Regions from separate parts of the Homo sapiens genome. Here region 2 is linked to region 1. The links are chromatin loops, found by intact Hi-C in ENCODE. Cell type or tissue: heart left ventricle. All regions are shown on one strand. Links, peaks and the distances in the headings refer to the core of each region. The heading gives the core; the rest is flanking DNA.

Region 1 (2,918 bases), core at 162-2,661:
AGAAATAAAGTATGGTGTATTGCCAGACATGGTGGCTCACATCTGTAATCCCAGCACTTTGGGAGGCCGAGGTGAAAGAATTACTTAAGCCCAGGAGTTTGAGACCAGCCTGGTCAACATCATGAGATCCTCATCTCTACGAAAAATAAAAAAGATTAGTTGGGCGTGGTGGGACACATGATGTAGCTTTGTAACACAGGGTGATAGCAAGATTGGAAACTTATTTATTACTGCTTACATTGTAAATTGATGCAACCAGTTTAGAGAACAATTGAACAATACCTGCAAAAGTTGAGCTACACGTATTCTAAGTCTGGGATTCTACTTGGAGGTATCTACCCTGCAGAAACTCTCATGTATGTTCACCAGAGAAATGTACAAGGATGTTCATTGCGGCACTGTTATATTAGATAGGAGTTCTAGAGTACTAGAGCACTGTTGACTATAGTTAACAGTATTATATAGTTTCAAATAGCTAAAAAGAGGATACTGAACATTCCCAACGCAAAGGAATGATAAATGTCTGAGATGATGAATATACTGATTATTCTGATTTGATCATTTTACCTTGTACGTATCAAAACATCACTGTGTACCCCATACATATGTACAATTATTATTCATCATTTAGAAAATAAAATTAAAAAATAAATAAATCTCTACTCACCCAGGCCCTTACACAGTGGCATTTCTAGAACCTTATTTCCTTTTGCCAACGGAGCCTCCATTCCAGGCTTCCTCTCTTTGGCTCCAAAACTCACAAAGGAGCCTAAAGTTGGTCTTTGGATACACAAAAGATTCACCTATATTTCAAAATAAATTCTAACTTATTTTGTTAGACATAAGTGAACAGCTGTCTAAGGTATTTTAAGGTATTATATATTAGTATCTCTGCAAGACAGTACTTTGGTAAGTTATAAGAGGTGGTCATTTCTCAATCTGCTAGAACTTTAGGCTATTGTGACTTAAAGTATTTTCTCAGTTGGGGTGCAAGGCTTATTACTGTGATTTTCATTTCTGGCTACAGGAGGGATGTAGCAGTTGAGACTGAGAGAAGGAAGTGGTAGGGTTAAATTGAAAAGTATTTCTGAGGTAGCAGAGACCAGGCTTAGTGGCTAATCAAATGTGGCAAATGAAAGAAAGAGACTTAAGTACCTGGGTAAATGGTGATGTCATTCATCTACCATCATCTATAATGGGTAATATAGAAAGAGAAGCCATTATTGAGTTTTAGGTGTGTTGACATTGAGGCACCCATAGGACACAGAGTGGAAATGTCCTGTAGGTGGTAGTGTAGTATACATGGAATCCAGAATCAAGAGAAGAGGTCTAGCTGGAGAATATTTATAAGCTCTTAGCACTTACATAGAAACTTAGAGTTATGAGCTGAGCATATCATTCGAAGAACATATAGAGCAGTAGATTTTAATTTTGGGGGGATGATGGATCCCACTGGAAATCTAATAAAAGCTATGGATCCCTTCCCCTCACTTTTTCTCTTCACCTCCCAAAAATTACCCTAAGTGTATATAAAATTCTGCGTATACCAAAGACCTTACTTATGAAGTTGCTGATGTCTCAGGTTTATGTACAACTCTGAGAACATTCAAGAAAGTGCTGCCTGGCTCACACTTGTAATCCCAGCACTGTGGGAGGCCAAGGCAGGTGTATCACCTGAAGTCAGGAGTTTGAGACCAGCCTAGCCAACATGGTGAAACCCCATGGTGTATTTTTAGTCTCCACTAAAAATACAAAAAATTAGCCGGGCATGGTAGAGCACATCTGTGATCCCAGCTACTTGGGAGGCTGAGGCAGGAGAATCACTTGAACCCTGGAGGCAGAGGTTGCAGTGAGCTGAGATCACACCACTGCACTCCTGCCTGGGTGACAGAGCCCAGGCTGCCTCAAAAAAAAAAAAGAAAAAGAAAGAAAGAAAAAAGTGCTCCCCAAGCCCTTATTCTACCCTTATCCCACGTATAGTGTAACCTCTCTGGACTTATGAGGCACTAGCCCACATGGAAAGAGATCAGGGCACTGGAAGAACGCTTTGCTTTCTCTACTTCCTATCTCCTCCCTATGTAAACCCATTGATGAGGTTCCTACCTCTTAAACAACAGTTAAATAATTGATCCTGGGCAATGTCATCACCACACCCCCAGGACCTCCTTTGGAACGCCTAATGTCTGAACTGATGAGTAAGCCCTATCCCTGTGTTTCAGAGTGCTGTGAGCCTGCATGACTCACCAACTCTGATTCTTGATCTGTTTTGTGAACTCCCACTAGTTCTGGGCCATGCTCTGGGCCTTGAGTTTTACAATAACTTTAAAGATGAAAATCTTAAAATCACATGCCAAAAAAAAAAGTGAGAGACAGAGATCACATGCTATTTTCCTAGGTCTCAGATCATAGCCAAGTATTTGGCGGGGTACATTTGATTGGGCTGGGAGAGATAAACAGGATTGTCTACGATGAAATAAAACAGCTGCTTTTACTGCAACCAATGCTTCTAGCTGCTCTACATAACAGTTTGCCTTCTGTAAATAATTGTGCTAAACAATAGACCCACCTACAAGATGCTAAGAAAAGTGCAACCGTAGGAATTTAAGGCCAGCTGTTAGCTTTTCTACTCTCTCTGCTCATCTCTGCCCTATCTCTTTTCAGAAAAATATTCATTCCCCATGTGGTCAACACAGCAGGATTCTGGACTCCACAAGTACGCGTCCAATGTTACAGGTTGACCAACTCATCCTGGGAAAATCCAGGCTGTCTCCATTTTAAATTGAAATGGAAATTTTATTGGAAATAAATGGAAATTAATGGAAAGTTTATTCCATTTAAATTGAAATTTTAAATTGAAATGCCTATATCCCAGGAAGCCCCTCAGTCTGAGGCACTGACAAGAAAGTATCAATGGTCCC
Region 2 (2,918 bases), core at 115-2,614, 220 kb after region 1:
TGCTGGGATTACCGGTGTGAGCCACTCTGCGCCCTGCCTCCAGAAAATGTATTCTTAGAGTGAATAGTAGAAGGGGATTATTCTGATCATGGAGATAATTGCCCCTTTGGACCTGACACTTATCAAAATACATCCAGAATGGTGTGTTCAATTTTGGGGACCGCAAATCAAGAGAGTCATAGACATCTGAGAGCAAATACAAAGCAGGGAAGCTGAGTTAGTGAAAGGTCTGGAAACCACTATACAGCTCACTATGAGGGAAGCTTTCTCTCTGGCACTTAGGACTGCTGGTGAGGGGAAGGGCTGCCCTATTAACCCATGCACTCCCTCTGGCCAAAGAGTGTTTGAGTAGAGGCAGCGGATCCACCACGAGGGTTGTGAGGATGGCCCCGCTGCTGTGTGTAGGCAGTTTAGGCAGCAGAGTTTTTGTCTTGATCGTGGAAAGCGATCTTTCCTTTCTTTTTGGTGTCTTCTGTGTGCAGAGAATGAGAGCAGGTGGGGAAAGTGATCTGTGGGGTTTTTTGGCTAACTGAAGTATATGAAGAGTTTTGGAGAAACATTAGTCTGTAGGATTTAACATTAACATGTGTCAACCTGCGGCTTTAGCCAAGATCCCAAGCCAGTTTCCTGAGGGCAGGGACTGCACCTTATAGACAGTGATGTCTGTGGGCCAAGACCTCAAATGGTGCCTCTACTTCCCCATTTACAGTTAGTGCTTGCCCTCCCTCGCCGTGTCTGATGAGAACAGTAATGACGTCCCCATATAAACTGTACCTGATTAATCCCTGCTTAGGGAGCTCAGAACAATTCCCATGAGAATCTTACAGTCAAATTGTAATGTGCACCAAAACTGACTGGCGGTGGGCTAAAATGCAGATTTGATTCCGTGAGATGGAGATGCGGAGCCTGAGGTTCTGCCTCTCTAGTGAGCTCTCAGGTGATGGTGATCCTGCTGGTTCAGGGCCCACCCTGAGTAGCCAGGGTCTAAACACAGCAGTCTGCAGAGTGTCTCCCATAGACCACTTGTAACAGCCCCCTGCCCCCTGCCCCAGCCTGCTTGTTTAAAATGCAGATTCCTAGGTTGTGCCTGTGATCTCTGCGCCCAGAACCTCTAGTGGTGGAGCTCAAGGATCAGCTTTCTAAACTGGCACTTCAGACGATTCTTCAGCACATTAAAGGTTTTGAACCACTGGTCTTGGGAAAATGGATAGGATGGGTTAGACCAGAGGAAGAAATTGGTCAGGGGGATGTAATGAATTTCACACATGGTTGTAGAAAATGGCCCACTTATGTAGCGCTTACGTGGGGAAGACCCGCTGAGAGTCTGTACTAGCTGGGTGATCTGAGGCGTAGCACTTAACCCCTTTAAGCCTTTCTTCCCTAAGGTGGAGACGATGTGATTTGATGAATCTTTTCCTGTCCCCTGGTCCTGCCTTATCTTTCCAGTCGTCCAGCATGCTCTGCCCACCCCACGCCGAGGTGCACTGACCATGAGCCTCAACTCCTCCCTCAGCTGCAGGAAGGAGCTGAGTAATCTCACTGAGGAGGAGGGTGGCGAAGGGGGCGTCATCATCACCCAGTTCATCGCCATCATTGTCATCACCATTTTTGTCTGCCTGGGAAACCTGGTCATCGTGGTCACCTTGTACAAGAAGTCCTACCTCCTCACCCTCAGCAACAAGTTCGTCTTCAGCCTGACTCTGTCCAACTTCCTGCTGTCCGTGTTGGTGCTGCCTTTTGTGGTGACGAGCTCCATCCGCAGGGAATGGATCTTTGGTGTAGTGTGGTGCAACTTCTCTGCCCTCCTCTACCTGCTGATCAGCTCTGCCAGCATGCTAACCCTCGGGGTCATTGCCATCGACCGGTAAGCATGCCTCAGACTTAGAGAATTGAGGGATTACTGACGGGCGCTCATCTGGTGCAGTGTCCCTCTGACTGCCTTAGTTCCCTGGAGAGTGTCAGGGGCCCTTGCTGGGGGAGGATGACCAGGTGGAGTTCTGCCTCTGGAGCCATCTCTTCAACCAAAGCACATCTCGTTTTGTCTGTGGATGTTACATACAATATTATATTTTAAAAAGAGCTTCCATCGCCTAAAATAAAACATTGTAGAAACCTCTGATTCTTGGTTTGTAGATGAAGAAGCCGAAGCCAAGGCAGGTTTCAGTTCCGGGCAGCACTGGGTCCAGGGCCTCTGACTCTGCTTCTCTTTCTCCCAGTGTGACCCCTGCTCTGTCTTGCTTTGGTGTTGACTAGTGCAGCCCGAACAGGGAACACCCTCACTGCCCACAGTCCAGGACTGAAAGGAGAGCAGGGGGAAGGAAGACAGCCAGAGAATACAGGCAGTGACACCGGGGAGAGGCCGTGTGCATTTGGAAACTCGGCTGCTCCCGCCCTCAACGTAGCTGATGCACGGGGAGGTCAGGCGCAGCTGATGTTCCTAAGCAGCATCTCGCGGGTTCTTCAGGGTCCCGCATTATGCTGTCAGATTTAGTTGTACAAGTCTTGTGGGCTTTGGCAGCGAGTTTCCCACAAATGAGTGCATTTATTAGAATTTTGCTAATGGCCACTGCGTTCATCACAGGCACAGGTTGGGCTTCATGAGGACAGGGAGGATAGATTCAAGGTCTGTGTCATTTACCAGGAATTGGGGAGGAGAGTAAGTAGTGGGGTTAGGGAAAACACAGAGTGGGGCTAGCCAGGGATATTGTCACTGGGTGACACAAGTCCCCGGGCTTTTTTGAGACTGTCAGTTTTTCAGTCGATGAGTGGTAGTGGAACTGTCCACTGGGAGCACAGACTGCACCTAGACCTGAGGCTGGAATCTGGCAGCTCTTTGTGGCTGCACTGGGGAGGCAGAACCAATGAAGCCATTGCTCAAAACAAATCAATTAGCTTCTCTTTTTTTTTTTTTTTCCCTG

The links. Hi-C counts contacts between places; a loop is a spot of excess contacts. Peaks named below come from ENCODE experiments on the same cell type or tissue, not always from the same donor. Only the 100,000 strongest peaks of a DNase experiment are listed, where the experiment ranks them.
Region 2: it touches region 1 in a loop (4-fold over the local background); 15 of 110 quality-filtered maps call a loop at or near these places.

What each region holds. Positions count from the first base shown.
Region 1 is chr1:168,320,464-168,323,381 of GRCh38, reverse strand. No RefSeq gene overlaps it. Among named protein-coding and RNA genes, the nearest start is that of TBX19, 41 kb to the right of the region's middle. RefSeq lists an enhancer at 2,097-2,391. In heart left ventricle, for the core only: a CTCF peak has its summit at 1,294 (motif pointing right); no DNase peak of the experiment used is centred there; H3K27ac peaks cover 220 bases.
Region 2 is chr1:168,103,423-168,106,340 of GRCh38, reverse strand. GPR161 (G protein-coupled receptor 161) reads left to right here. Exons shown (of 6, transcript NM_001375883.1): 2 at 1,447-1,864. The coding sequence starts at 1,491. Among named protein-coding and RNA genes, the nearest start is that of GPR161, 32 kb to the left of the region's middle. In heart left ventricle, for the core only: no CTCF peak of the experiment used is centred there; no DNase peak of the experiment used is centred there.